Linked DNA regions of Homo sapiens: regions 1 and 3 are each linked to region 2. The links are chromatin loops, found by intact Hi-C in ENCODE. Cell type or tissue: PC-9. All regions are shown on one strand. Links, peaks and the distances in the headings refer to the core of each region. The heading gives the core; the rest is flanking DNA. Region 1 overlaps LOC102723321 (a long non-coding RNA gene). Region 2 has its middle 70 kb from the start of GJA8. Region 3 overlaps LOC105371230 (a long non-coding RNA gene).

The links. Hi-C counts contacts between places; a loop is a spot of excess contacts. Peaks named below come from ENCODE experiments on the same cell type or tissue, not always from the same donor. Only the 100,000 strongest peaks of a DNase experiment are listed, where the experiment ranks them.
Region 1: it touches region 2 in a loop (7-fold over the local background); 8 of 110 quality-filtered maps call a loop at or near these places.
Region 3: a loop joins it to region 2, with 3 times the contacts of the local background. A loop is called at or near these places in 2 of 110 quality-filtered maps.

Annotation. Positions count from the first base shown.
Region 1 is chr1:147,776,844-147,787,439 of GRCh38, forward strand. LOC102723321 (a long non-coding RNA gene) reads left to right here. Exons shown (of 3, transcript XR_922079.4): 2 at 718-880. Among named protein-coding and RNA genes, the nearest start is that of GJA5, 22 kb to the left of the region's middle. In PC-9, for the core only: no CTCF peak of the experiment used is centred there; a DNase peak (open chromatin) is centred at 4,468; H3K27ac peaks cover 2,218 bases.
Region 2 is chr1:147,827,444-147,838,039 of GRCh38, forward strand. No RefSeq gene overlaps it. Among named protein-coding and RNA genes, the nearest start is that of GJA8, 70 kb to the right of the region's middle. RefSeq lists enhancers at 5,791-6,400, 5,848-6,142, 6,401-7,014, 9,684-10,280. In PC-9, for the core only: no CTCF peak of the experiment used is centred there; DNase peaks (open chromatin) are centred at 6,148, 7,538 and 9,558; H3K27ac peaks cover 4,981 bases.
Region 3 is chr1:147,712,314-147,722,909 of GRCh38, forward strand. All of the region lies in intron 2 of LOC105371230 (a long non-coding RNA gene), which reads right to left. The region is part of intron 1 of LOC102723321 (a long non-coding RNA gene); the gene reads left to right. Among named protein-coding and RNA genes, the nearest start is that of GJA5, 43 kb to the right of the region's middle. In PC-9, for the core only: no CTCF peak of the experiment used is centred there; DNase peaks (open chromatin) are centred at 4,878, 5,608 and 7,168; H3K27ac peaks cover 4,980 bases.

The DNA of each region.
Region 1 (10,596 bases), core at 816-8,815, 52 kb before region 2:
GTAGTGGGCGGGTAGTACCTGATGGTTTTTCAACTTTTGCCTCTCTCCTTCCCTCCTCCTTCTATACAATAGACACTACTACTCCCTAGTGTCTATTGTTGCCATCTTTATGTCCATGAGTACCCAGTGTTTAACTCCCACTTAGAAGTCAGAACACGGGGTATTTTGTTTTCTGTTCCCGTATTAATTTGCTTAGGACGATGGCCTCCAGCTGCATCCATGTTGCTGCAATAGCCATGATTTTGTTCTTTTTAATGGCTGTGAGGAACATTTATTGAAGGCCTTCAGTGTACCAGGTATTTTCACCTCACAACACTGTGAGATAGATAGTATGTTATTATTTCCATTTCATGGAAAAGAAAATTCAGGCTCAGAGAAGTGAAGTAACTTTCCCAAGATCACTCAATAAGTACAGAAAAGGTTCACCTGGTGCGAAAGATTAGGCACTTTCTCCCCATGGCTGTAGAAGAAATTCTCATGAAACCTATTGGCCTGGTAAGACAGGCGGGCACAGGGCCCTCCAGGTAGGAGCAAACAGACCTGCAGATAGCACAAGAAGAATGGACTCCAACCCTAGGAGAAGAGATTGTATTCAGCCCTGATTATGAAGGTGGTTCAGCACTGTCACTGATTTCCAGGAAGAAGCACCATCACCTTCTTCACAAGTCTTTTAAAACTGGCATACTGAAAATTGCTTCTTTTTTTTCTTCTCTCTAGTGGCAAGGGGGGGAAATGAGGAGACCTTCCAATGTCTTCTCTACCAAGTGAATCTCTGACTCTACAAGTTTCCTTCCCAAGACACTGTGGTCCAGGGCTACCTCCCTTACAGCCTACATGACAACATGTGCAAATTATTTGTCAGCATCTAATTGCAAGAACGGTGAGTCCTCCGTGCCTCATTGGAGGCCATAAATGGGTAATTGGAGCCACGGTTAGTGGGCTGAGGTCACACTTTTCTGCTGGTTAAGATGCAGACACCACAGGCATAAGCCGTCCCCTTTAAGACTTTTACTGGCTAAAAAGGGCAAGAACACTCTGTTCCAAGAAGCAGAAAGCAAAAGAAACACAGACTTCCTTGCTCCTGGTGTTTAGATCTATGAGCCTACTCTTATCATATCTCAAGTTTTAATCCCAAAGACAAGATCAAGATCATGTCCATACTTCTTAGGCTTAAGGCAAATGGAATCTTCTGGGATCCCAGGCTTAAGAACTCTTGTGGTGGGCTTGGAACAATAGCCTCCACGGACAGGAGAAAAGGAGAGGGAATCCACTACCAACCATGCCTAATTCTCTCCCACTGAAGTCAGGGCATGAAGGCAACAGCTGAGTGCAGCTTCACTTGAGCTCTGAGAGTCCCAGGACTGGGGATTTTAATCTTTCTTTCTTTCTTTTTTTTTTTGAGACAGAGTCTTGCTTTCTTGCCCAGGCAGGAGTGCAATGGCACGATTTTGGCTCACTGCGACCTCTGCCTCCCAGGTTCAAGCAATTCTCCTGCCTCAGCCTCCCGAGTAGCTGGGATTACAGGTGCCTGCCACCACGCCCAGCTAAATTTTGTATTTTTAGTAGAGATAGGGTTTCACCATGTTGGCCAGGCTGGTCTCAAACTCCTGACCTCATGATCCACAGGTGTGAGCCACCACACCCAGCCTGGGGATTTTATTCTACAGCAAAAAATTAGACCTTGGCCTGGGAGATCTTGGAATGGCATTTGCTCTCTACATCCAGAGGGAAATCTCTGAAAGCAAGAAGACTGAGAGCCTCATATTTTGGTCTGATTATAAGCAAGGTCTAGAGTTTGTAGTGCACCCCAGGTATACATTCCTTCCTCTTCTAACAACTTATGCATCCTTGATCCACACTCCCTACCTACCTCACAAGACCAAAAAGGTCTTGCTTTTCTTTTATTTTGAAAGGTGTTTCAGTCATGTCCAAGATATAGTATTAGGTGGTCTATTGAAAAAAAAAAAGTCGTAAGACACAAGATCAAGAAACTTTCTGCCAAATATGCTGTTAACTCAGACACCCTCAGACATGTCACTCTGAAATAGAGGTATTTCCTTGTGTGTAAAAGTGAGGTACAATACCCTGTACCTGTCCTGATAATTTAGCCATTGATGTTCAAAGCCTAATTCAATAATGATATGGTTAGGCTTTGTGTCCCTACCCAAATCTCATCTTGAATTATAATCCCCATAATCCCCATGTGTCAAGGGAGAGACCAGGTAGAGGTAATTGAATCATCAGGGCAGTTTTCCCCATGCTGTTCTCGTGATAGTGAGTGAGTTCTCATGAGACCTGATGGTTTTATAAGGGGCTCTTCCCCCTTTGCTCAGCACTTCTCCTTCTTGCCACCGTGCAAAGAAGGTGCTTTGCTTCCCTTCACCTTCCGCCATGATTGTAAGTTCCTGAGGCCTCCCTAGCCAGGTTGAACTGTGAGTCAATTAAAACTCTTTCCTTTATAAATTACTCAGTCTCAGGCAGTTCTCTATGGCAGTATGAAAACGTACTAATACAAATAACAAAGGTTTTATGTTTCCTCCCAAATTAGTGTCTAGAGTCAACGTTAGCTCCTAGGGTCAAGCTATTATACAGGATTAGAGGCATTTAGGAGATTACAACTTTTCCCTGGTTTTTCAAAGATTAGTCACATGTTCACTTGGCTGAATACACAAGGTAGAATGGACAGGACTTGAGGCAAATAACCTTGTGGTTAAGAGTACTCAGGTTCAGATTTTGGCTCCACCACTTGGCAGCAATGTGACCCTCTATTTCTATATCCTTCTTGCTTTTAAAATGAGTATAACAATGGTAGTTTTTGGTTGGCTATGAAGATTGAGTGAGATATATGTCATATTTGGCATGTAGTGAGTGCTAAATATTCTCTATCATATATATTGTATATAATATACAATATATACCTCTCTATATATACATACATAGCTAAATATACAGAGAGATAGATATATAGATACAACGAATCATGCCATTTATGCTGAAGATAAAAATTAAATTATAAATGGGAGAGTACTCTGAAAGGAGATAAGATTTCACAATGGAAACATGGGTTCTGATGATTATAGCTCTAACTATTGTGCCCACCTTCATTGCCTCCTTTGAGCAAGGCCACCAGATACAGCCAAGCAGTTTGGGCACTGCACACATCCAAAGGCACCATTCACATATAACCTTCCCTTTGTACCTGAGAGCACATGGCAACTACTCTTCAGGTAAGCCTGTGCTTCCCTCACAGTTGTTCCTCCCAGAGTCTGAGGAACAGCACCTGCTCTATAGAGCCATTCACTCATTAGTCCTTAATTCAGTGAAGGTATACTGAGAACATACTCTGTGCAAGGACTGGGCATACAAAGATAAATGAAACACAAACTCTGCCCTGAAGCTCCTGGTGGCTAGGGAGAGAGTCCTGTGCACCAAGAAGTAGAATGCAATGTAAAGAGTGCTAAAGTGCATCTATGTACAAGAGATTAGAGGATTGCCAGCTTTCTTTCTACATGGCAGTGGTCATGGACAGGGGTAGTGTGGGGATTCACAGAAGCAAAAATGAGACAAGTCTAACTCTCTTAAAAAAAAGTTCTCATAAACACCATTTTTAAAAGTCAAGAAAAAGTCAATGGGGTACAGTTTCTTCAGAGAAATCCAGTGGGGATCTTTTGTTGTGGCAGGAAGGGACTCTACTAAGAACCTCTAGCAGAGGCACCTCTGGTAGAAGGAAGGTGCAAAAATAGCTCCCCTAATACCAGCCCAGACCAGAAGAAAGGACAGGGATTTATCACTCATACAGTAAATTTGAAATGTAGATTCTTACCTAACATGAAGATTCCCTTCTCAGGGGATAGACCAAATTCCCTTCTCGGGGGATAGACCAAAGCCCGCCAGCTTTAGACAGATGCCTTCTCTTTGCATCTTCATAGCCTCTTTGAGAGAGGTGAACTTGGAGTCAGGAGATCTGAGATGGAATTTTAACCTTGTCCATTTGTTGTTTTGTGATCTCAGGCAAGTCAATAAGCCTCAACTTTGTTGTCATAATAAGAATTAAGAATGGTCATAATAAGATGGTCTTCACAAATTTGTTCTTTGGACACCAAACACCTTAGTTATTGTCATATGCTCTGGGATAGAGGTGAGATCTTAGGAAGGAGGCAGAGACAGCACAGAAGTCCCTCCATTCACAAACAGGGTCTGCCCACCATCCTTTAAGGAGCCTCTGCAGCTTGTTTATAAAGGAGATCTTGTCCTGAGAGCATTATGCTCCTGAGCTGGCCAGCTCAGCCCTTCCCTGGCTCCAGCGCCTTCATTTGTAAAGAAGGAATTCCAAGGCTATCAAAAAGGAAGTCAGATTGTTTTCGGAAAACAATAGCAAAGTAACTACAAGTCATTAGCTTCCTCTTTGGGGCCTGAAGTCAAGCTTGTCTGGGTAGCTGAAAGGACCGGTAGCACTGTTTACTTAAAGACCTCTGGACAGTACCTATAAATTAATTCCTGTGCATGACTTTCTGGAATGAGAGGAGGTGAGTCATGGAAGTGGGAGGATGCCTAAGAGTAGAGATTTCTGTTTCTTAGGACACAGCTAAATCTCTGATGCTGGCCTTGCCTTTTCTGGTCCTCTGGGTGAAAGTTTCATTTGGATATGTACGTGCACCTAACAGACATCTGCTGTCTGAGATGGCTCTTAATGAGTTTTTTTCCTAGAGCAAAAAGAAAAACAACAAAATATCTGTTTCCTGTGGGTCTCCTGAACGCCTCGAGGAAGCCAAATGCTTCTGAGACAGGTGCTGTAGAAATTGCCTTTTGAACAGGAATTTCCTCAGTGACAGGAGCAGACCAAAGCTGGGAATTGTGAAATTCATCACTCCTTAGAGGACTGTCTCAGTGTCATACAGATATCAAGGAATCACAGATACCAGAACACTGGAGCTTGAAGAGAAACTGAAGATCAAGTGGGCCAGATGAGAACATTGAAGCCCAGAGAAGGCAAGCAATTTATCTAAGGTCAGGAGCAGAAGCCAGATCTCCCAAAGAATCAGGAAACCTGGGGACTTCCCTGAGGGTAGAATGGGCCAGTTATTGATCATAGATATTCCTATGATGCTGTTAGAGCACTTAGCTGAAAGTCCCTGGAGCTTAAATTACTAAAATCTAGAGAAAAGGCATGGTTTCTTGACCTCTCTAGATCCTGGAACAGCTTGTATCCAAGAGCTACACATGATTCTAGACCCTAAAGTTTTCTGAGAAGAGATGCAAAACTTCTACTTGAGCTGTTTTTAAACATCTTTGGTAAAATCACGAGGATCTGTTGAGCTTAATGATTTGAAATTTAGTCCAAAGATTATCAGTATTACCTGCCTGGACCCCTAGAAGATTTTTGGTGGGCTTCATGGAGCATAGAAACCCCTGTGTTCATTTCAAAGCTTTAGGGGAAGAGGGACCACAGTCTTGATCTATTCATAAAGCACTCTTGACCCAAAAAAGATTAAAAGTCACTGTTCTAGGTATAGGAGGTCAAAAAAGATTATTTCACATCAACCTCCAAAGTAATTGAAACAACCACCAAAATGCCAATATGTTCTATCCCTTCCCCAACCTAGAAGCCTCTTATTGAACAGGTTGAAATCTGTTCCATAGGCATAAGGCCACTTCTCAGTTCAGAGTCTTCACCTGTCAAATATAAAAAGGTTTTCTGAGATAAGCATGCTTATTCCTTCCTTTCGTAACTTTCCCAAACTCAAACAGCTAGCCAAGACTGGCACCTCTCATCATGCCTAGTCCAGTATTCTTTCTGCCACCTCAGAAGGTTTTTAAGGATTTATTAAGCACCATTTCTAGATGGTCCTGAAATGGTCCCAAATACTACAGGAGCTATAGGATTACAGGAACTGTCCCTGAATGCAATACGTTTGTAAATGTGGTAGGTAAATGAGTGCATGCCCCTGAAATGAATTATTTCCTTAATGCCTTTCCCAACAGTGTGGACAAGGGAAGTGAGACTGGAGGAGTGCTGGGGGAGACATGAACCCTGGCATAACTGCCCCATCCCTGGACAACTCCAGCCAGCTTGACAATCAATGAGCAGTAATATTCAGTAACTAGGTGCCAATTTCTAAGACCCCTCCGATCTTGAAACCCCTTTGACTGTGTGCTGGGTTAACAAATAAAGCATAAGCCAAAAGACTTGTTCACCAGTTTGTAATCTACTACAAAATAATAGAGATTTTTCAAATAATTAGTGAATAAAGGGGAGGGGGCAAGTAAGCAGGTCTCCAAACTGAAAATAGTTGCATCCTAAAAGCTTCAATGTAAATTGGTGGTGTGGAATTTGGAGCATGTTTTCCCATAGAAATAATGTTATAAAGAGTAGTTAGCTTCCCAGGCTAGCCCATAAAAGCTTATTTCAGGCATAATGTTGCTCAACTACAGTGTTGAGAGTACTAGAGAAGCTAACAACCTAGTTAACATGGTCTCTGGATGGGAGAGAATGATGCCAAGTTCTGGCTGGGGACTCCAGGAATATATCTCCCTCTGAAGAGTTTCAGATTCAAGCGTCTCCACTCCATCCCTGCAATGAGGATGGCGTCTTCCTGTCTCCCTGTCTTCATGGGGAAGGGAAATAATATTTATTGATCACCTAACTTTATTAATGCAAGGACTGACCCACTCAGCATTGTCCCTTTCATAAACTAATATCCGAGACCAACCACAGAAAGAAAGCTTTATATTTTTCAAACTGTTCCAGTCTTTTCCTAATTAGAAAAAGTAATAGCGTATTATTGTAAAAATGTAGGTAATATAGAAGAGTCTAAACATGAGATAAAATCACATATAAGTACTATTAAAATACTGATAGCTTTCTACCACATTTTTGTACTTATAAATGTTTTTAAAAAATTGGAATTGTATTATGAACACTTTTTGGTAATCTGCTTTTTTTCACTTAACGATGTGTCAGAGACGTTTTCTATGTCAATAGAAATACATCTTCTTCACCTTTTTAATGATTATCAGGAGTGTAGTCAAAGAGAATGGCACCCAAAGGCAATGTAATGTGTTTGTATCTTTTCTTTCCATAAGGATGTTACCACTGCACTAGAATTATCAAGGACTAGTATCTGTGCAGTACTCTTTAGACTAATGTCAGGGTATATATATCACCTCCACCCTTTGCTAAGTACCTGGGTTACACAGTTTCCTGCTCTTGGATTTACCAAAATTCATTTAATGCCCTATTATTGAGCACTTCAATTTTGGGTGAATATAAATATCACCATATTGAATGTAAGTGGTGCCCTTTTAATTTCTAAGACAAAGCAACTTGCTGTTAACCCATTTCTTTCTCTGCCCCAAATAAGTTACTCCATGTAATTCTGAGCTGTCCTTTCAAAGCCTTGCAAACAGCTCATGGGAAAAAGCAGAATTTCTGAACAAAACAATTCAAAACAAAACAAAAAATACTAGCTTCCTCCATTCAACCAACCCCTTCTCTACCATACACATAAGACGCAAAAGGAAGTGTGCTGAGCGAGTGGTGAAACACTAGGGCAGATAAGAATAATCTTGACAGGTTCGGAGAAAACCCCTCATGAATCTTGGGAGAAGATTTCTATGGGTAAATGGGGTAAAGGTTCAAATCCTGAAGGGCTAAACCAAACTTTGCAAAAGCTCACCACCACCACAAGCCTGTTACCCCAGAACAGCCAGCTGTGCCTCATGCCTCCAATCCTGCTCTGGTTTCTGTGAATTCACACACAACCCTGGGATTGAAGTACCAGCTCTGCCTGTGGTGGGAAGGACGTGTGTAACTGACAAAAGCTGATGAGGCAGAGAGGGACCAGGGAAATGCAGGAATCAGGTCTCAGGTCCTATCTCTAACACTTAAAGAATTGAGTGCCCTTGGGTTAAGCTACATCAACTGTGCCTTCTACTTTTAAATTTTAATATCTCTATGATTCTAAGTAATTGGTTATCTCCATACCAAGCCAAAGCTTGGAAGAAGTTGAAATTTGTCTTAAGTGCCCAACTGTATTTACACTTGTAGCTCCTCCCTTTCTTTACCTATACAGCACTCTGGGGAGCATGAGAGATATTCTTAGGCCATTTTTTATTCCAGATGGTGCTGCGGTATTGAAAACTTAAGGGTATTCCAAATAAGGAAAATACAAATGAGCAACACTTGGAGGTGTGTTTCAATTAGGATGCTACCAGCCATCAGTAACAGAAACCCCAGCTGGAGTCAAACACACTGACCACTACACTGTGGGAATGCACAGAGGGTGTCAAAGTTAATGGATGGCCCACTTACAGCTGATCCATTTATTTATTCATTTATTCATGTATCCACTGATTTTAAAAACCCACTGAGTTTGGGACTGTGCTAGGAACTAGATATACTAGTGATTCAGACATGGCATCTGAATTAAGAAATCAAAACCTAGGGGTTTTATAAATATCAATGCTCCCTGACCCCTCTGAGAGCTGAGTGATGTCACCAACTTAGAATCCCACAAGACTAGCTGGAGACCTAGTTGGAATAAAAATGCTGCCTTGTTTTAGACCATCAAGTCTATGATAATACTGCGATTTCCAGGAATCTATCTGGATTGAGGGAGCTAGGCAATGCATGCTGACATGGCCTGTAAAAGGGATTGAGGTGGAGCTCTGATCGCAGGAGAGTATAGAATGGAAACCAGAAACTAGGAACCATGGACATCTGCATCTATTCACCCTCCATACAAGGGGGTGTAGGGAGTTCCCATTTACCTCCAGGTCTGGTTTATGAACTGTGGGCCTGCAAGCAGCCTAAACATGATTGTTGATGCTCCAGTGGACCTGAATAGGCAGGGACCATGACAGGTGGCTGCAAACAGATAATAGAGAGCTAACAGAGAATGCCAGGCAGTGGTCTAAGTGCTTAGCAGAGTTTGCTCATTTAACCCTTACAAAACTCTTGGAGATAAGAATTAGTATCCATATTTAACATAGGTAAAAAATCAAGAACAGAAACCTTATCCAAGCTGGTCAGTGGTAGATCTGGGATTTGAATCCAGGCAGTCTAGTTTCAACATCTGTGCACTTAACCACAAAATAAATTATATGACTATGTGAGAAGTGCTACAATAGAGCTACGATCAGAATGCTGTGGGAACTGAGAAAGGAATGAAAGTGCCAGGAAAGGCTCCGCATAGGAGACGACATTTGTGATATGTCTTGCAAAATAAGTAGAAGTTTCAGACAGAGAACTGGAAGTGGGAGAAGTACATCCCAGGCACCATGGGACAGATGGGCAATGGCATTTTGGAAGACTACAGAGTAGTTCTTTTGCAGGAGAGGTGAGCCCCAAATCTGGGGCCTTAGCTCAGGAAGGTTTTTGGTTTTGCTCCAGAAAGAATTCAAGAGTGAGCCAGTGGTAGAAGAAAATAGCTTTATGGAGGTGGCAGTGTTACAGCTCTGTGACGGCTCCTGCAGAACGGGGCTACCCCACAGGCAGTGCGCTGACAGCAGGAGCTCAGGGCAGTTCTACAGTCATATTTACACTCACTTTTAATTACATACAAATTAAGGGGCAGGTTATTTAAGAGATTTTTAGAAAGGGGGTGAAACTTCTGGGTCATTGCCATGGAAAGAGGCAGTAACTTCTGGGTATCGCCATGGCAATGGTAAACTATTAAGGCACTGGTGGACATGTCTTATGGAGCAGTGCTTCCCGTGCCTCTTCCCTGTTTTAGCCAGTCTTTGATCTGGTCCAGAGTCAAGTTCTGCCTAACTCAATTCTACACAGCTGGACCAAAAAGGATGGGGGAGTTTGGTTTCCAAAGAATCCTGAGTTTGGGGCCAGATTGTTAAGAACTTTGTAAACCACATTAATTTGTTCTGCAGGCAGCAGGGAGCCAAGTAAGGGGATGAGTCTGAATCCTCCTACGGTTTTCAGGGATTTCCAGGATGGTTCCTCAGTATGCGTGTCCTGGATCACACCCAGTGCTAAGTAAAATCATTTCTCTGGCCACTTGTTTCTTGCTTTTAGTCTCTTCAGCATTGCAGGTAGAGCCCAGGGCTGGGTAACTTTACTCCTACTGACTTGGAAAGTGAAGGATGCATAGTTGCTCAAAGGCAGAGCATGGCAGGGCACTCTACCAGTGTTCCACCTCAGAATCTTGGACCATTCTTTCACCTGGGAGCCCTGAATTCAAGAAAATCCAAATGGAGACCAGCAAAAAAAGGGAATGCTGTTTTATGGAGATTTTTAAACCAAGGCTGAGGGGCCATTTTCAAGGGATGCTGACTCAGTAAACGTTCTTTGGCAGCAAGCATCAGAAAACAACTGTAACTACTTTAAGCTGAAAAAGAAAAGGAAGAGAAAGAAGTGAAGAGAGGGATGAGGAGGACAGGAACAAAAAGGGGAAGAAAGGTGAAGAGATTTCCTTAAAGTCTCTGCAAGAATCTGTTAAGAATAAGCCCCCAGTTAGAAGCTCCCTTGGGCTTCAAAAACATTAGAATGAATAGATATAACTTGACTCTCCCTAAGACATGATTCTTCCGATTTATCAGTCTATTATCTTTCTCTCCAGGACACACCTGCAGCCTTACAAA
Region 2 (10,596 bases), core at 1,840-9,839:
TACTCTGTGGGTTGTCCGTTTACTCTGCTGACTGTTCCTTTTGCCATGCAAAAGCTCTTTAGTTTAATTAGGTCCCCACTATTTAAATTTGTTTTTGTTGCATTTGCTTTTGAGTTCTTGGTCATGAAATCCTTGCTTAAGCCAGTGTCTAGAAGGGTTTTTCCAATGTTATCTTCTAGAATTTTTATAGTTTCAGGTCTTTGATTTAAGTCCTTAATCCACCTTGAGTTGATATTTGTATGGGGTGAGAGATGAGGATCCAGTTTCATTCTCCTACATGTGGCTAGCCAATTATCCCAGCACCATTTGGTGAAAACGGTGTCCTTTCCTTAACTTTATGCTTTAAGATCAGTTGGATGTAAGTATTTGGGTTTATTTCTGGGTTCTCTATTCTGTTCCACTGGTCTATGTGCCTATTTTTATACCACCACCACGCTGTTTTGGTGACTAGGTGACTATGGCCTTATAGTATAGTTTGAAATCAGGTAGTGTGATGCCTCCAGATTTGTTCTTTTTGCTTTGACCATGAGGGCTCTTTTTTGGCTCCATATGAATTTTAAAATTTTTTTTCTAATTCTGAAAAGAATGATGGTGGTATTTTATGGGGATTGCATTGAATTTGTAGATTGCTTTTGGCAGTATGGTCATTTTCACAATATTGATTCTACCCATCCATGAACAGGGGATGTGTTTCCATTTGTTTGTGTCGTTTATGATTTCTTTCAACAGTGTTTTGTAGTTTTCCTTGTAGAGGGTTTTTGACCCCTTGGTTGGGTATATTCCTAAGGTGTTTGTTTGTTTGTTTGTTTGTTTTGCAGCTATTGTAAAAGGGGTTGAGTTCTTTATTTGATTCTCTGCTGGGTCACTGTTAGTGTATAGAAGAGCTACTGATTTGTGTACATTAATCTTGTATCCAGAAACTTTGCTGAATTCTTTTATCAGTTCAGGAGCTTTCTGGAGGAGTCTTTAGGATTTTCAAGGTAAACTATCATATCATCAGAAAACAATAAACGTTTGACTTCCTCTTTACCTATTTGGATGCCCTTTGTTTCTTTTTCTTGTCTGATCGCTCTGGCTAGGACTTCCAGTACTATGTTGAAGAGGAGTGATGACAGTGGGCATCCTTGTATTGTTCCCATTCTAAGAAGAAATGCTTTCAACTTTTCCCCATTCAGTATGATGTTGGCTGTGGGTTTGTCATAGATGGCTTTTATTACATTAAGGTATGTCCCTTGTTTTCCAATTTTGCTTAGGGTTTTAATCATACAGGGATGCTGGATTTTGTCAAATGCTTTTTCTGCATCTATTGAGATGATCATATGATTTTGTTTTTTAATTCTGTTTATGTGGTGTATCACATTTATTGACTTGCATATGTTAAACCATCCCTGCATCCCTGGTATAAAACCCACTTGATCATGGTGGATTATCTTTTGATATATTGTTGGATTTGGTTAGCTAGTATTTTGTTAAGAATTTTAGCATCAGTCGGGCGTGGTGGCTCATGCCTGTAATCCCAGCACTTTGGGAGGCTGAGGTGGGCAGATCATGAGGTCAGCAGATCAAGACCATCCTGGTTAACACGGTGAAACCCTGTCTCTACAAAAAATACAAAAAATTAGCCGGGCTTGGCGAGCGCTTGTAGTCCCAGCTACTCAGGAGGCAGAGGCAGGAGAATGGCGTGAACCCGGGAGGCAGAGCTTGCAATGAGCCGAGACCGCACCACTGCACTCCATCCAGCCTGGGCGACAGAGTGAGACTCCGTTTCAAAAAAAAAAAAAAAAAGAATTTTAGCATCTATGTTCCTCAGGGATATCAGTCTGTAGTTTTCTTTTTTGGTTATGTCCTTTCCTGGTTTTGGTATTAGGGTGATGCTGGCTTCACAAAATGAATTCGGGAGGGTTCCTTCTTTCTCTATCTTGTGGAATAGTGTCAAAAGGATTGGTACCAATTCTTCTTTGAATGTCTGGTATAATTCTGCTGTGAATCCAGCTAGTCCTGGACTTTTTTTGCTTGGTAATTTTTTAATTACCATTTCAATCTTGCTGCTTATTATTGGTCTGTTCAGGGTATCTAATTCTTCCTGATTTAAGCTAGGAAGGTTGCATTTTTCCAGGAATTTATCCATCTCTTCTAGGTTTTCTAGTTTATGTGCATAAAGGTGTTCATAGTAGCCTTGAATAATCTTTTGTATTTCAGTTGTAATATCTCCTGTTTTGTTTCTCAGTGAGGTTATTTGGATTTTCTCTCTTCTTTTCTTGGTTAGTCTTGCTAATGGTCTATCAATTTTATCTATCTTTTCAAAGAACTAGCTTTTTGTTTCATTTATTTTTTGTATTGTTTTTGTTGTTCTTTCAATTTCATGTAGTTCTACTCTGATCTTGGTTGTTTCCTTTCTTCTCCTGGGTTTGGGTTTGGTTTGTTCTTGTTTCTGTAGTTCCTTAAAGTGTGACTTTAGAATGTCAGTTTGTGCTCTTTCAGTCTTTTTTTTTTTTTTACTATAGAATGCCAGTTTGTGCTCTTTCAGTCTTATTATTATTATTTTTTTTTGAAATGGAGTCTCACTCTGTCGCCCAGGCTGGAGTATAGTGGTGCAATCTCAGCTCACTGCAAGCTCCGCCTCCTGGGTTCACGCCATTCTCCTGCCTCAGCCTCCCAAGTAGCTGGGACTACAGGGGCCCACCACCACACCCGGCTAATTTTTTTGTATTTTTAGTAGAGACGGGGTTTCACTGTGTTAGCCAGGATGGTCTTGATCTCCTGACCTTGTGATCCACCCACCTCGGCCTCCCAAAGTGCTGGGATTACAGGCATGAGACATTGTGCCTAGCCTCTTTCAGTCTTTTTGATGTAAGCGTTTAGGGCTATGAACTTTCCTCTTAGCACTACCTTTGCTGTATCCCAGAGGTTTTGATAGATTGTGTCATTATTGTTATTTAGTTCAAAGAATTTTTTAATTTCCATCTTGATTTTGTTTTTGATCCAATGCTCATTCAGGAGCAGATTATTTAATTTCCATGTATTTGCATGGTTTTGAAGGTTCCTTTTGGAGTTGATTTCCAGTCTTACTCCACTGTGGTCTGAGAGAGTGTTTGATATAATTTCAATTTTCTTAAATTTATTGAGGCTCATTTTATGGCCTATCAGATTGCCTATCTTGGAGAAAGTTTCATGTGCTGTTGAATAGAATGTGTATTCTGCTGTTGTTGGATGAAATGTTCTGTATATAGCTATTAAGTCCATTTGTTCCAAGGTATAGTTTAAGTCCATTGTTTCTTTGGTGACTTTCTGTCTTGACGACCTGTCTAGTGCTGTCAGTGGAGTATTGAAGTCCCCCACTGTTATTGTGTTGCTGTCTATCTCATCTCTTAGGCCTATTAACAACTGTTTTATAAATTTGGGAGCTCCAGCGTTAGGTGCATATATGTTTAGGATTGAGATATTCTCCTGTTGGACAAAGCATTTTACCATTATATAATGTCCCTCTTTGTCTCTTTTAACTGCTGTTACTTTAAAGTTTGTTTTGTCTAATATAAGAATAGCTACCCCTGCTCACTTTTGGTGTCCATTTGCAAGAGATGCCTTTTTCCACCCCTTTGCTTTAAGTTTATGTGAGTCCTTATGTATTAGGTGAGTCTCCTAAAGGCAGCAGATAGTTCATTGGTGAGTTCTTATCCATTCTGCGGTTCTGTATCTTTCAAGTGAAGCATTTAGGCCATTTACATTCAATGTTAGTATTGAGATGTGAGGCACCATTCCATTCATCATGCTATTTGTTGCCTGTGTACTTTGTTTTGTTTTTTGTTTTTACTTTTTAACTTGTATTTTTGTCTTATAGGTCCTGTGTGGTTTATGCTTTATAGAGTTTCTGTTTTGACGTGTCTCCAGGATTTATTTGTTTCAAGATTTACAGCTCCTTTTAGCAGTTCTTTTTTTTTTTCTTTTGAGACGGAGTCTCACTCTTGCCCAGGCTGGAGTGCAGGAGCACGATCTTAGCTCACTGCATGCTCCGCCTCCCAGGTTCACGCCATTCTCCTGCCTCAGCCTCCTGAGTAGCTGGGACTACAGGCACCCACCACCAAGCTGGCTAAGTTTTTGTATTTTTAGTAGAGACGGGGTTTCACCATGTTAGCCAGGATGGTCTCAATTTCCTGACCTCGTGATCTGCCTGCCTCAGCCTCCCAAAGTGCTGGGATTACAGGCGTGAGCCACCGCGCCCGGGCAGCTGCTCTTATAATGGTGGCTTGGTAGTGGCGAATTCTCTCAGCATTTCTTTGTCTGAAAAAGACTGTATCTTTCCTTTATATATGATGCTTAGTTTCACTGGATACAAAATTCTTGGCTGATAATTGTTTTGTTTGAGGAGGCTGAAGATAAGGCCCCGATCCCTTCTAGCTTGTAGGGTTTCTGCTGAGAAATTTGCTGTTAATCTAATAGGTTTTCCTTTATAGGTTATCTGGTGCTTCCATGTCACAGCTTTTAAGATTCTTTTCTTCATCTTAACTTTGGATAACCTGACAAAAATGTGCCTAGGTGATGATCTTTTTGCAATGAACTTCCCAGGTGTACTTTGTGCTTCTTGTATTTGGATGTCTAGGTCTGTAGCAAGGCAGGGGAAGTTTTCCTCCATTATCCCCCCAAATATGTTTTCCAAACTTTTAGAATTCTCTTCTTTCTCAGGTACACCAATTATTCTTAGCTTTGGTCATTTAACATAATCCCAGACTTCTTGGAGGCTTTATTCATATTTTCTTACTCTTTTTTCTTTGTCTTCGTTGGATTGTGTTGATTTGAAGACCTTGTCTTCAAGCTCTGAATTTCTTTCTTCTACTTGTTCAATTCTATTGCTGAGACTTTCCAGAGCATTTTGCATTTCTATAAGTGTGTCCAATGTTTCCTCATGTTTTGATTGTTTTTTCTTTTTTTTCTTTTTTTTTTTTTTTCTGAGACAGAGTCTCGCTCTGTCACCCAGGCTGGAGTGCAGTGGCGCAATCTCGGCTCACTGCAAGCTCCGCCTCCTGGGTTCACGCCATTCTCCTGCCTCAGCCTCCCCAGTAGGTTGTTTTCTCTTTAAGCTATCTATTTTCTTGAATATTTCTCCCTTCACTTCTTGCATCGTTTTTTGGATTTCCTTGCATTGAACTTTGCCTTTCTCTGGTGACTCCCTGATTAGCTTAATAACTAACCTCCTGATTTCTTTTTCAGGGAAATCAGGGATTTCTTCTTGGTTTAGATCCATTGCCAGTGAACTAGTGTGATTTTTTGGGGGGTGTTAAAGAGCCTTGTTTTTTCATATTACCAGAGTTGGTTTTCTGGTTCCTTCTCATGTGGGTAGCTTCTGTCAGAGTGAAGGTCTAGGGCTGAAGGCTGTTGTTCAGATTCTTTTTGTCCCACGGCGTATTCCCTTGATGTAGTACTCTCCCCGTTTTCCTATGGATGTGGCTTCCTGTGAGCTGAACTGCAGTGATGGTTGTCTCTCTTCTGGGTCTAGCCACCCAGTAAGTCTATCCAGCTCTGGGCTGGTACTGGGGGTTGTCTGCACAGAGTTCTGTGATGTGAACCGTCAATGGGTCTCTCAACCGTGGATACCAGTGCCTGTTCCAGTGGAGGTGGCAATAGGAGGTGCAATGGACTCTGTGAGGGTTATTAGCTTTATGGTTTAATGCTCTATTATTGTGCTGGCTGGCCTTCTGCAGGGAGGTGGCACTTTCCAGAGAGCATCAACTGTGATAGTATGGAGAGGAACAAGCAATGGACAGGTCCCTTTAACATCCAAGATTATATGCCTTTGTCTCCTGCTACCAGGGTGGGTAGGGAAGGACCATCAGGTAGGGGCAGGGCTAGGTGTGTCTGAGCTCAGACTCTCCTTGGGCCAGTCTTGCTGCGGCCGCTGTGGGGGATGGGGGTGAGGCTCCCAGGTCAATGGAGTTGTGTACCTAGGAGGATTATGCCTCTGCTGACTCACGCAGGTTGTCAGGGAAGTGGGGAAAGCTGGCAGTCACAGGCCTCACCCAGATTCCCCACAAACTGAGGGGCCAGTCTCACTCCCACCATGCCCCCACTAACAGCACTGAGTCTGTTTCCAGCTAGTGGGTGAGCCAGGCTTGACAACTTGCCCCAGGCTACCCACCTCCCAGCTGCAAAAGAAAAGGGCTTGGTTCTTCCCCCACCTGTGGAGTCTGCACACCAGATTCCCACCCTCCCCTGAGTTCTGGCCAGGAGGCTTCTTGACCTATTCACACTGTTACAAAGTTCAGCTGGAGACCTCCTTCTCCCTGTGGAGAAGGAAATGTTGTATCTGGGATATCACTTCAGTCTGCTGAAATCTTTCTAAATCCTGATCTTGTCATCCAACATAGTCACTAACCCTCTCAGCAAATTTGATCAGTATATTCTGTGAATCCATCCATGTCATTAATAAAAACGTTGACTGGGACCCTGTGTCAGGCCTCTGAGCCCAAGCTAAGCCATCATATCCCCTGTGACCTGCACATACACATCCAGATGGCCAGTTCCTGCCTTAACTGATGACATTCCACCACAAAAGAAGTGAAAATGGCCTGTTCCTGCCTTAACTGATGACATTGTCTTGTGAAATTCCTTCTCCCGGCTCATCCTAGCTCAAAAGCTCCCCTACTGAGCACCTTGTGACCCCCACTCTGCCCGCCAGAGAACAACCCCCTTTGACTGTAATTTTCCTTTATCTACCCAAATCCTATAAAACGGCCCCACCCTTATCTCCCTTTGCTGACTCTCTTTTCAGACTCAGCCCGCTTGCACCCAGGTGATTAAAAGCTTTATTGCTCACACAAAGCCTGTTTAGTGGTCTCTTCACACGGACACACATGAAACCCTGCAGCAAATGACTACAGACCTCCTGTAAAGTTGACGCAGATTCATTAATCACCAGTCTTCACATGTGATTGTTCAACCAGTTACATATCTGCTTAACTGTTCTGAGCTCACAGGTCTATATCCTGCTGAAACTCACTAGCTCAGTAACCCCATCAACAAAGGAAATGGGTTTAGTCTGGCATAATTTGTTTCAAGTGAGTTCCTGTTATTTTATGAAGGTTCATCTGGCAGGATGGATCCTAAACCCACACTGCTTCTGCTGACGGTGTCTGTACCTAAGGTGGGAGTTGTGATAACATAATAAATAATCTATAATCACTTGCATAACCCTAAGAAGCCAGGATTACCAATTACCTACCCAATACAAAACAAAAAATGAATATATGCAAAAGACCAGCCTAAAGTAAGATGGCAAAATTTTTCTTTGGCTCTCTGACACGTTGCTCTCAGCCTTCCTCTATTGCACGGTATCCTCTCTTTCCTACCCCATATGAATCCTGTGACCTCATGAGACCCTCTGACTTCCCAAGGCTCCCCACCTTGGTATTTTATTTCATTCCTGCCCTCCCTTAAATGCTCCAAGCTCCAAAATGAACCCTTCCTGAACTCCTCCCTCCATTCTATTTTCTCAGAGAGATAAGACAAAAAACAACTGGACTGTAAGAATTCACACTAAAGTATGAATGATGAATTACCCTGCAAGAATGCAGGTATTTGTAAAATAGGAACATAGTCAACCCCAAATAAGCTCTACTTAGTGGAATTACAAGCCCTGTGATAAAATCTGGGTGGAAAATTGCAAACAGAATTTGACATATCTTTTGCTGGGGGGGCTTTTGTAGTAGTCAAGGTTCTTGGATATAAGTAACAGAAACCTTCCCTAATTATCTTAATCAGAAATGAGATTGGAAAAGGTATCAGGTATGTATACTCAGAACTGATGAGGAGGCTTGGAAGTCAGACAGAACCCAAGAAAGACTGGGCAGCCGAAACCTCATTTGGATCACACAACAAAAACATGCTGTCTAGAAAGCCATGGCAGGCTCCACTGCTAATGGACCTTGACTCGTACTGGACTCTAAATACTGAATCCCTAGGCACCTGAATCCCTCCTGCTTTAAACATTTTCAACCCTTCCTAAAATTCAAAGACCAGGCCCAAAGTGTCCATTGGTCAAGGCTGGGCTGCATAGCCACTCCTCAGTGCCAGGGAACAAGAGAAGAGTATTTTCCGTTCTTTAGCTTTCTTAATGGGAGAGTAGTCCTCCTCACTCTTCCTCCTTCTTTTAGGATTCAGAAGTAGATTATCCAAGAGCATGAGAAATGTCTAGTATAACTCCTAGAACTCCTTAAGTTTTACATATACTTTTAATTACAGTCTGATCCTGTATCTGCCCCTTCTACAGCCATTTGTTGGGGTTGGGGTGAGCTTGCCACCTTCAAGAGTCATTGTGGTAGACAACTGAGTACTGTATCTGTTTCTTGGTGGGCAGGCCTACACAAACCTGTCCCCAGAGTCTGAGGAAGCCTCTCAGCTGCTAAAGAAAGAGGCTAACAAATCCAGTTTCTTAGAAAGAACATTTATTTAATAGGAACTTAACAAACAGAAGCCATGTCTGTGTCTCAGGCAGTGGCACGACAAGATGGATGATCCTGCACCATTACCCCCCAGACTGGGTGTTTATATACTGTAGAAGAGGAGCACAAGTGCTTCAGAGAGAACAGGTAGGAATGTGCCATAAGGGCAGAATTTACAGTAAGTAGGAACTCACCCATAAGGAACAAACCAAAAATCTTAGAGGCCTTCCCAGAAGAGGGGTCAATCAGAAGCCAAATGGCGAGTTAGCATCTAAGATAGAATTGCTTTGGCCTCTATAGTATCACCCCACATGTATCCCAAGCTCAGCAGTCAGAATCTTGACAAACTTTTTTTAAAAAAACTGTTGGAATATTCCACACATACAGAAAAGTGCACAGATCATAAGTGCACTTTCATAAAGCAAAGTGAAATTTCACAAAGCAAACATATCTTCTGAAGAAATATTACCAGCACCCCAGGTGCCCCCGATCTGTGTCAGTTACTACCTTCCCAAGGTGACCACTACCCTGGCACCTGGCACAACTGATTTTTTTCTTTGCCTTCAAATTTTGAAAAATTGAATTGTATGGTATTTTCTCTTTTAGGGCTGGATTCTTTCACTCGACATTTTGTTTGTGACAGTCATCCATATTGTATGTGGTTGTATTTGACCAACCACTTTAGAAAGATTGCTGTTGCACTAGCCGGCTGTCCCAAGGGGGCCTGGGATTTACTGACAATCATATACTGAGGTCAGCTCAGAAACAAAACTCTAGACATTTGTTACATTCACAAGAAATCTGGGCAACCATGATTAGTTCTAGTGAACTTGAATATCACCCTTTTGTTATCCTGTGCTAAAACCAGGGAGATCTGAGTAATAATAGTAGTGATACAGATATAAGGAATCCCTTAGATTTACAAAAGTGTTTTACATGAGCTTAAAATGCTCTAACGAGTGTCCTCTTGGTTCCTAAAAATGCTTGCACCAGAAACAGAATTCAACTTCCCAATAATTAAAGGACTTCATATTTGGAGTTCAGGGAGTTCTGGCCTTGTGACAGACAAGAACTCACCATTCACCTGGACATGCCCAAGTGAGTCATCTCTGTGTCCAGCGCAGTGGTCTCTAAACACATAGGTCATTTGGGATAAACTGGTAGTGGAGAAATCATGGTAATGAGGGGAAAGTTACTGGTACAGCTAGAGATAATGAAACTGGTTTACAAAGAGGCTGCAGATGGAGACAAGGGAATGCATTAAGGGATGGGCAGGCAGGACGAGGAATGCTAGATGATCAGACTAATACATTTAAGCTCTTCCAAAAATGTGCTCCGGAAAAGCAATCTCCGTGGAGAAACAGGTTGAAGATTAAATTGCCCCTCCCTGGGGGCACCCGCAGTCATACGATAGTGCGCTTGTGGGGTAGAGTGATCTGGAGGTGAGAAGCCAGAGGGAGGGCTAGCAGGGCTCTATGAGGAGGCAGCATTCCTGGTTCTCAGCTGTTTGTTTTGTAAATGGAAGAAGAAAGTACTTTGCATTCCACAGGTGTCTGTGGATAAAGCCATCACTTTGCAAACCTCTGTTCTTAACTCAAACCAACAGGACAAAGAGTGGTTGCTGCATGTCTGCAAGCTGAGTAGTTTGAAGTTAGCGAGGAAGGCAGTGAGATGGCAGTAGTCAGAGGGGAGTCAGAAGTCTGGTGCTACTGGGGACCAAAGAAGCCATGAGGGGTCACACCTTGGCTCGGTGGGCTAGCCTTTCTCCATGCGAATGTATCTGTTTGTCTCTGCTTCTCATCTTCAACCCAGCCCCAGACTCAATGTCCTTTATGGCTCTAGATGGTGATAGAGAAGGTGAGGCAAACAGGAAAAGCAGAAGGAGAAGAAGCAGAGAGAAGAAAGTGTCTGAGTCAAGAAGTTGAAAGACGGCCAAGATGAGGGAGAGAAAGGATTGTGGGAAGAGAGCAGGGAGGGGCATCTTAGTCCTGTGTTGACACTTCCCCCAAAATCCATTAATTCCCCCACGGTGTGAGTGGCAGATGAGGTGAAACCATGAAAAGACATGGAGGGGTAAGCAGGGAGAGGCTGTAGTGGGCTGGGAGCTAAAGCCCTGCTTCACACTTCACTGCAGTGTTCACTCACATTTGCCTTGTCACTCACT
Region 3 (10,596 bases), core at 1,391-9,390, 120 kb before region 2:
TCTCCTCTCAAATTATAGATCATAGTGCTTTGGACATAGTAGGAATGCAGTACCTATGGGCTGAGTGATTCCAATTGGAATGTCATGAAAAGGAGGAGTAGAACAGGGTCCTCATGGCAGTCACTTAAAGTCGTGGCAGGACCCTGTTCCCAAGGGCCCCTCGTGCCATTCTCCAAAAGCTATTTCCCCTGTCAGAGTAGGACTGAGAGAGAGACAGAGAGAGTGAAGGTGACAGAAAGAGAGAGAGGGAGGGGAAGAGAGAAGCAAGGTAGTGGGTAGGAGGTAGGGGGAAGCTGGAACAGTCTTTTTTTTCTCCTCACTCAACTTCAGTAAATAACTCAAATATTTTAATAGCCTGATTTTCTCAGTTCTCTTATAATTTAATTTGAGGGCTTTGGTAATGCACAGTGTTAGTACAATAAGGATTTTTTCTTAAATAAAGAGAAGCTTTGTGTTTGAATGAAAATCACATACAGAAGGAATCTAATTTTTTAAGAAAATCTCTTTGTTGTAGTACATTTCTCAAACATTAGTCAAACACTCCCTCTGCCACTTTCTCCACCAACCTCCCCCAGTGCCACCTAAAGAGACTTGAAAATAACTCATGATGTTTAGGGAAAATCAGCAGGCTATTTAACTTTTCCTAGATGGGTCATAATAAAAAAAAAAAGAGAGAAATAGTCTCCCCTCAGTTTATGGAACAAAGGGGAGGTAGGGAGAGCCTAGGATGGAGGAGCTAAGTCAGCCTTCCTGTTTAGGGAGCTCAAGCATATCAAAGCATGTCGGAGTATGCAGGGTACCCCACCACTGGTTCTGTTTGAATAGGGGCCTTATAAGCCTCAAGGGAGACGAGACCAATTGGAGCTAATGACTGCCTGCTGTAATAATTGTAGATAGTAAGAGAGATGCCATTTTTTAAAATTATACTTTAAGTTCTAGGGTACATGTGCACAACGTGCAGGTTTGTTACATATGTATACATGTGCCATGTTATTGTGCTGCACCCATTAACTCATCATTTACATTAGGTATTTCTCCTAATGCTATCCCTCCCCCCTCCCCCCACCCCACAACAGGACCTGGTGTGTGATGTTCCCCACCCTGCATCCAAGTGTTCTCATTATTCAATTCCCACCTACGAGTGAGAACATGCAGTGTTTGGTTTTCTGTCCTTGTGGTCTTTTGCTAACCATCATTCTGAACCGTCGTTCTGAGAGATGCCTTTTAAAGTTCCACACTGAAACATTTTACCTGGAGGAAAGGGATAGACACATGTACCAATTCAATTTAGGGACACTGGGTATAAGTGGAGGAATGATTTTGAATATAACATTGAGTGATGATATACAATATAGTATGCCCTCCTGGAAAAACCTCAAGGGATTCTCTGTCTTTGCTGGTTCTGACCACTTTGGGCACCTTTGAACCACTTCAAAAGTTGTGTAAGGTCCATCCAATCCAGATCCCTCTCTATAAGAAAAGTATCTTTTTACCTTGGAACCTTATGAAGATGGCTGAATTAATTAAGAATAATTGAGCCCATATTCTGGAGTTAGAATTTTATATCTTTACCATATGGCTAAGTCACACATAAATGCATACACAAATTATAAAGGATATAAAGTAGACATGCTAAAGAACTGATAAAAATCCTTAGGTCTGGCAAGAGAATTACCAGTGTTCTGGTCAAATTCATAATTCTCTTATTCTAGTTCTATAGATTCCCTCCTGTGTGCCATGCCATTTTTTCTAAACAACAGGCTATGCTGAGGTACGTTTTTCCTCTCCTGGGACTTTTATTTTCTGTCTTTCTTATGTACTGGCTAGAGGTTCATTTTATGCACAGTTTCTATCAGTATATTGCCAGGAAAATCTTTGACTTCCTCCAATAAGCAAAGATAAATAATCAGACAAGAACTGCCATAGCCTCCTACCGCTACATCTACTCTCCTACAATATCTGTCCCATATACTCTTGCCTTTCTGCTTCTAACACAGATGAACCCTCTGTCTCCTCTTTAAGTCTGACTCTTCTGCCTCTGTCTTCAATCCCATCCCCTTTCACCTACTCAAGGATATTGCTTAGCAATTTTCCTTATCTTTGTCTCTTTATCATCTATCATCACTGCATCGTTCTCATTAGCTTGCCCACATGCTATTATTTCTCCCATCTGAAAAATAAATCTTTTCTTGACCCCACTTTCTTCTGTAGCTGCATCTGATTTCTCTTTTCTTTACAGCAAAACTCCTTGAAAGAGTGGCTGCCTTCAATTCCTTTTTTCCATTATGTTGTAAACCCACTCCAAGCAGGCGTTCATCTCCTTCATTTCACTGAAACTACTTTTGTCAAGGTCAACAGTGACTTCTATGGAGCTCAATCCAATAGCCATTTCTCATGATCGGCCACTGTCCTTCCCCTCTTGACCTTTTCAGACTCATCTCTGACTTTTCTCCCTCCTTTCTTCACTCCAGCACACTGTCCTTACTGTTCCTCAAATCTGGGCAGGCTGTCTCCTCAGGGCTTTGCACTGGCTTTTTCCTTTGCCTGGGATGCTTTCCCCCGGATATGGGCATGCCTAGCTCCCAGACCGCTATTAAATCTCTGCTCATGTCACCTTTTAAGTGAGGACCACTCTGATCATCCAATTTAAAATTTCACCCCCCACCTCACCTCGTTGTCACTCCTGGTCCCTTTTGTATTCATTAACTATTGCTGTATAACATATTACCCTCAAACTTAATAGCTTAAATAACAACAGACATTTATTATCTTGCACAGTTTCTGTGGGTTAGGAATTAGGGAGTGCTTTAGCTGAATGGTTCTGGCTCAGGATCTCCTATCAGGTTATAGTCACATGTCAGCCAGGATAGAGGATTGGCTTCCAAGATGGCTTATTCACATGGCTGTTGGCAGAAGGCCTCAGTTCTCCCCACACAGACCTCTCCCAAGAATGCTTGAGTGTGCCTCATGACATGGCAGCTGGCTTTCCCCAGAACAAACAATCTAAGACAGCTAGGCAGAAGCTGCAATATCTTTTATAATCTAGCCTTGGAAGTCATACACCATTACTTCTGCCAGATCCTATTGTTCTCACAGGCCAGCTCCATTAAATGTGGGAAGAAATACAAGGTGTGTTTCCAGGAGGTGAGGAACTGGGGGCCATCTTGGAGGTTGGCTACTACATCTTTGCTTGATTTTCTCCGTAGTACTTATCACCTTCTAATACATTATACAAGTTACTTATTTAAGATTGTAAACCAAAAATATCTGAGACAGGTCTCAATAAATTTAGAAAGTTTTCTTTGCCATGGTTAAGGATGTGTGCCTGGGAGGCAGCTCTGTGCCTTTCTCTGAAGATGACCTTGAGGGCTTCCATATTTAAAGGGGAAAGGGCAGCTATTGGGGAAAGAGGAAGAAAATTCTTAAAGGTGTGGATAAATAAGAGACAAACAGTTGTGTACTTTTGATTTTTGAGCAGCCTTTCACCGAATACAAAATTTACACATGATGAGGGTGGGGGTAGAAAAAGAGTCTAGCTCAGTAAATCTGCATTTTTACATCAGAGGAAGCAATCAGATATGCATTTGTCTCAGGTGAGCAGAGCGATGACTTAGAGTTCTGTCCTTCGTCCTACCTGTGAGGATAAGCTATCAATTTACATTGTCAGGGTAAAACTCAACAGAACCCTTTTAGGGTAAAGATCTTGAGGCTCACAAGGAATTTCGTAGTGGTCAAATCATGAAGGAGGTATGTGGCTTTTTTATCTTTGTAACTATCTTATTTAGGAATAAAATGGGAGGCAGGTTTGCCTGATGCAGTTCCCAGCTTGACTTTTCCCTTTGGCTTAGTGATCTTGGGATCCTGAGATTTATTTTTCCTTCACAAGATGTTTATTTTTAGTCTCCTTGTTCCTGGAAAGGGGTCCCAATCCAGACCCCAAGAGAGGGTTCTTGGATCTCACTCAAGAAAGAATTCGAGGCAAATCCATAGAGTAAGATGAAAGCAAGTTTATTAAGAAAGTAAAGAAATGAAGAATGGCTACTCCATAGGCAGAACAGCCCCAAGGGCTGCTGGTTGCCCATTTTTATGGTTATTTCTTGATTATATGCTAAACAAGGGATGGATTATTCATGAGTTTTCTGGGAAAGGGTTGGGCAATTCCGGTAGCTGAGGGTTCCTCCTCTTTTTAGACCATATAGGGTAACTTCTTGGTGTTGCCATGGCATCTGTAAACTGTCATGGCGCTGGTGGGAGTGTAGCAGTGGACTATCAGAAGTCACTCTTGTCACCCTTTTGATTTTGGTGGGTTTGGGCCGGCTTCTTTAATGCAGCCTGTTTTATCAGCAAGGTCTTTATGACCTGTATCTTGTGCCGACCTCCTGTCTCATCCTGTGACTTAGAATGTCTTAACCTCCTGGGAATGCATCCTAGTAGATCTCAGCCCTATTTTATCCAGGGCCTATTCAAGATGGAATTGCTCTGGTTTAAACACCTCTGACATCATCATGCTAGGTGGTTAAGCTCCTCGAGGGCAGTGATTTTGTCTATTTTATTGACTGTTCTATGTTTAGTGTCCAGCACAGTATTTGGCACATAGCAAGACTCAAATATTTGTTAAATAAATAATTGAATATAAAGCTCTGCAAAATTCTGTCTACCTTCCCTGATTATTAATCTGGAGCAGCTTCTATCTCTTAAATTGCAAAGAGCTGCAGCTCCAGTCAACTATTTTCACTGCTCTGAGCATTCAGTGACCCATATTTGTTTTCTGACTCAATATATATAGTGCATTTGCTGGAGTGAAGAACTTCCTGATTGAAATCTGATCTTGTAAGGTACCTGGATGTGCTCTGGTGAACAGTAGGCTGAGGCAGACATCCGGGCTAGAGTGACTCATAGAGTTTAGGGTGCAGGCGCTTACTCCACCTGTTATATAACCTGTTTGTGTAAGCTCATACCTGGCTTGGAGCCACTGTTGTTTGAAAAGGTATAATTGTCCTGCTGATGCTGTACACAGGGGACATGGCTTGGCTCAGCTCTTGGGCATGGCTCAACATGGCTCAGCACACTGGCACCCAGAGAAAGAGAGAGAGAGCCAAAGATGTCTGTCTTGCAGGCAGGCAGGTGGGAGCCAGGAACCAGCTTTTGCCCAGAGAAAGAGTTAAGCTGCTGACCCTGAAAGCAAGGGAGAGTCAGCCGTGCAGCTCTGCATGGAAGTGGCCGGCTCAAGCAGCTGAAACAGAGCATACAGTGTAAGAGAGCTGCTGATGAGAGAGCTACTGAATAAAGCCATATTTCACCTACACATGGCCGCCCGAAGTGTTCTTTCAGCTATCCACCCACTCCCCTCAGACCTAAGCATGGGCTGGACCCTGACCCTGGATCTAACAATTGGTGACATTGGCAGGATGAGGTGTGGTACCCAGTGGCAGTGGTGCTGCTTGGATGGGCCCTAGTGGAAATGTGAGAGGCAATGGACAGGGCCCCCATGAGTATGGGGAAGGCCCTGAAGTACCTGGAGGTGCACAACACCAAGGAGGAACATGCCTTTGCCAGCAGAGTCAGATGGGCGTTTGTGACTGTGCTGCAGGAAGTGCACGCCCAATCCCTGTGAGACACAGTGCAGGGAGGAGGAAGAACTTCTGTTGCAGGCTTGCCCAGTGATCCGTCTGAAAATAGAGCATGGACAGCTGTTGGGCCCCAAGGGTGAGCCCAGGGACCCTCCCCAGTTGTGATGGAACACATTTCCTATAGTCCCGGTGCCCCTACTGAGTTGTGGGAGTTAAGCAAGTAATGTCGGCAGTCATGTACAGACTTAGTGCAAGTCATTCAGGAGAAGGACGTTGCTGTGCAACCCAGTCCCACCCAAGTGCTCCGGTTCAAAAAATACCTGCTGCAGTCAGGCAAAAGTGTAAAGCCTTTTCTGTTTGATAAGAGAACTGACCAAAGTGCCAGGATGGGTACATTCATGGGTAACAACCCCCCGGACTGGGAAAGTGGTTAGCAACTGCATATGCTGCCCTTCGGGCTCATAAGAGTGTGGCAGGATGGGCTACAGTCATCGTCTGGATGACTTACCCAATAGTGGGATGGGTGCATTCATGGGTAACTACCCCTGCCAGACAGGAATGGCACAGACATCCACTTTAGTGAAGTGGGGTGTCTACTTGGAACAGTGGAGTACTCTGAGTACAAGTCCCTTAGCAGTAGAGGTTTTAGGGCCTGTAGTCCTAATGCAAGATGAGGCCATGGGGCCTGAGGCACCCCTAGACCCTGAGCCATCACTGTTTAAGGAAGGGTGCCCTCCCATTCCTGATAGGGCATGGTACATAGCTAGGTCTAGCCAGGGTGCTACTGCTGTCTGGACTGCTGGTGCAGTCCAGCCTAGTTCTGACACCACATGGTTTGAAATCAGGTGTAGACAGAGTAGCTAATGAGCTGAACTCAGGGCAATGTAAATGGTAATCACCAAGGAGGTGACACCTAAGGTAGTCTGCACCAATAGCTGGGCAGTTTATCAGGGCCTATGTATGTAATGGGCCTGTGTGCCCAGAAGCCTATGTTTATGTATCAGGCCTGTGTGTCAGGCCTGTGTTCCCAGGCTTATGTATCAAGTCTATGTGTGTATATTGGGCTTGCATGCCCAAAGCCTATGTGCCAGGCTTATGTGTCAAGCATATGTGTATGTATCGGGCCTGTGGGCCGAAAGCTTATGTGTCAGACGTGTGAATCAGGGGCTTATGTGCCAAACCCGTGTATTGGACCTATGTGTCTAAAATCTATGTCTCCCTCAGCTTAGGGGGTGGAGTGTAAAGTACATGGATGTGCTTTGGTCAACAATAGACTGAGGTGGACATCTGGACCAGAATGACTCAGCAAGTTTAGGGTGCAGGCGCATACTCCACTTTTTATACAACCTGTTTGTGTAAGTTCGTACTTGCCTTGGAGCCACTATTGTTTGAAAAGGTATAACTGCCCTGCTGATGCTGTGCATGGGGAACATGGATCCGCTCAGCTTCTGGACATAGCTCGACATACCTCAGCAAACTGGTGCCCAGAGAGAGAGAGAGAGCCAAAGCTGTCTGTCTTGCAAGCAGGCAGGGGACAGCCAGGAACCAGCTTGTGCCCAGAGGAAAAAAGAGTTAAGCTACTGACCCTGGAGGCAAAGAAGAGCCGGCTACACAGCTGTGCATGGGAGTGGCTGGCTCAAGCAGCTGAAACAAAGCAAACAATGTAAGAGAGCTGCTGATGAGAGAGCTACTGAATAAAGCTGTATTTCACCTACCTATGGCCCCCACAAGTGTTCTTCCAGCTATCCACCCAGTCCCCTTGCATGGGCTGGACCCTGACCCTGGACCTAACAGATCTAAAAACAAATTTCCCTCATTGGAACCACCACCACCAACACACACATAAAGTTAGAGTCATTTTTTGTTTGTGTTTTTTTGGATCATTTTATGCCCACTGCAGATACTCCAGTATATACAAAAATAATAGTGTCAGAGGCGTTTGAGCCAGAGCAACTCCATTTTGAATAGGGGCTGGGTAAAATAAGGCTGAGACCTACTGGGCTGCAGTCCCAGGAGGTTAAGGCATTCTTAGTTACACAATGAGATAGGAGGTTGGCACAAGATGTAGGTCACAAAGACCTTGCTGATAAAACAGTTTGCGGTAAAGAAGCCGGCCAAAATCCACCAAAACCAAGATGGTGATGAGCGTGACCTCTGGTCGTCCTCATTGCTCATTATATGCTAATTATAATGCATCAGCATGCTAAAAGACACTCCCACCAGCCCCGTGAGGGTTTACAAATACTGTGGCAATGTCAGGAAGTTACCCTCTATGGTCTAAAAAGGGGAGGAACCCTCAGTTCTGGGAATTGCCCACCCCTTTTCTAGAAAACTCACGAAAAATTTACTTTTTGTTTAGCATATAATCAAGAAGTAACAATAAGTATAAGCAGCTGAGTGGCCCATGCTTCTGCTCTGCCTATGGAGTATACATTTTTTATTCCTTTACTTTCTTAATAAACTTGCTATCACTTTACTCTATGGACTTGCCCTGAATTCTTTCTTGTGTGAGATCCAAGAACCCTCTCTTGGGGTCTGGATCGGGACCCATTTCTGGTAACAACAGGGTCTCACCCACAGTGTCTTCTGGCCCTGCCAGGCCCTCCAGCTAAGCAGGGAATTATACTAAGCAAGAGGAGCAAGTCAGCGAAGGAGCTCTGGGGCTAGGGCGGCTGTAAGGGCTCTAGGGGCACATGGCGGCTCTATGCTGTGGCCTAAGAGAGGCATTTTTAACATCTGGGTGGTGACCCTGCTGCCATCAGAGTTCAGGAATTGCTGAGAGGAGAAGCAGCACCTGTTCTCTGGGTCTCTGCAGTGGCAGCAGCTGAGATGGTAATAGGTGTGCTGATGCCTGAGGAAGTGGAATCCCAGCTGAGGGAGTGGTCAAGCGCTGGCAGCAGCTGCGAAGGGCAGGGGCCCAGCTGGTTAAGGAGAGAGCCCTGGCTTCTCCGCCTTCACAGTAATCCCTTCACCTGTGCTCTTGGGCCCATCCTGACTTTTCCTCACAGTCTCTTGCTTCAACCACTTCCCCTACTCATTTCAGGCTTCCTCCTATTCCATGGTCTTTCTCCCCTCAGCCTGCAAATATGCTTTGCTCTCCCCTTTTCTAAAAACCTCTTCTGTCTCCTGGGACCACTTCTCTTAGGTCTTAGCCATCCCTCAAAAAAACAAACACACAAAACCATACTCTTCTACCATTTAGTCCTGTTTCCAACCAACAGCTATAGTTGCATTTGTCTTTCCTTAGCAAACATGTTAAATGAGCTATCCATATACCTGGCCTTCCTCAGCAACTTACCCATTTATGAATTTATGCAATAGGCAATGTATTGAGGACCTACTATGAATAATAGACTGGGAATAGAGGATAGATTACGGTTTCTTCCCTCAGAGGAGTTCTCTGCCTAATAGAGGACATAAATGGGTTAAAAAATTTACAGTATAATGTGATAAGTACAACAAAGAAGGGAAGTACAGTGTTCAGAGGTATAATAACACAAAAGAGAGAGTCATCGACTAGAGAGAAGACAGGCAGAGATCGAAGATGGTTTCCTGAGGGATGTGGAGTCTGAACTAGATTTCGAAGGACAACAGGAAAATGTAGGGGAAAACACAGTTTCTTGGAAGCTGAATAAGAGATATCAGTCAACTTCATCTACTGCCACAGAGAGATGACATAAAATGAGGAAAACACACAGATAAATTAGCAGCATGGAGGTCATTATGGGACTTTGCCGATAAATCAAAATAGAGAGGATTGCAGTGGGATGAGAAGCAAACAAGGTGTGAGAAGGTAGAGGTTTTGGCAGAAGCCTAGCTGAGATGGGAGAGCATTGTAAGGCAGCAGCTAGAGAGAAGTGCAGGGTGGGAGGAGAACTGCCAAGGTTGAGAGAGAGACATACCAGTTGCCAGCTCCTTAGGGATGTCACAAGGAATCAGTGAGTTAATACACGTGGAGTGCTTACACAATGCCCAGCACACACTCCATAGGTGGTGTGGCCAGAATGCAAATTCTCATGCCTGGGTGCTAATCCCATGCTTATTTCATTGCATCAGGAAGGCCTGGGGGGAAATTTCCACATTCAGAGAGTTCTTGGGTAATGGGGAGAGATGAGAGAGATTGGGTAGTGCCATTTGAGGCCAGTCAGAGGTCTTATGGCTCATTCAGGAGACACAAGGCTCTGAGCTTCCTATGTTCTGACAGGGTCAAAGTTTCCCTCACCAATTCTCCCCACATGGCTTCTTAGCCAGACTTCTTCAAAGAGGCTGATCGCAAACCACCTTACCTCATGACAGCCCCCCAGACATCCCTGCATGCCTCCCAGCAGAATATTTCAGGTGGGCAGCTTAGCCATCAGGGGAGGGGACTGCAGCTGCTGAGGACAGCTGAGCTCCAGTCCTTGCTGTTCTATTGGCTGCCCAGTGAGTGGAGAAGGTGATGGGGGTGGGGCGATGTCCTTAGGGAGGAGGGTTAGAGGAAGCTCCCAGATGGGACACCACCACAGGAGGCTGTGATCACACTGACTGAAGGAAGTAGCAGGTCCCATTCAGTCCCTGACCTGGGGACAGTCTCAGAAGGGAACAGTCTCATGAGTCCAATTTTAAAGAATTGCTGAATTGTCTGAAATAATGGATTTGGAATTTTTTTCCACTTGGGATAGTAAATTCCACCAAGAGAGGAAATAACTTATAAATGATTAACATTGGCATAAGTTAATATTTCTGATTGCAGGACCTTGTCAAATGGAAGGCCGCGTAGGATTTGGAGAGGGGAGAAAGGGAAAAGAGAAAAAATACTCTGAGTAGGGGACCCTGCTAATGAGAGAGCAAGCCTGTTGGGTGGTAAGGATTGAAGTGGGGATGATGGGATGAAATCTATGAGGGTTCAGGGGGCTCCTAGAATCCTAGGAATATGGAGGATCTGAGGGGAAAGAGAATACATTGGTTGAGAACATACCATGTGCCAGGTACTCAGCTAAGCAGAGTAGATACAATGAGTAAATCTAAGTTTCTGACCTTTCAGAAT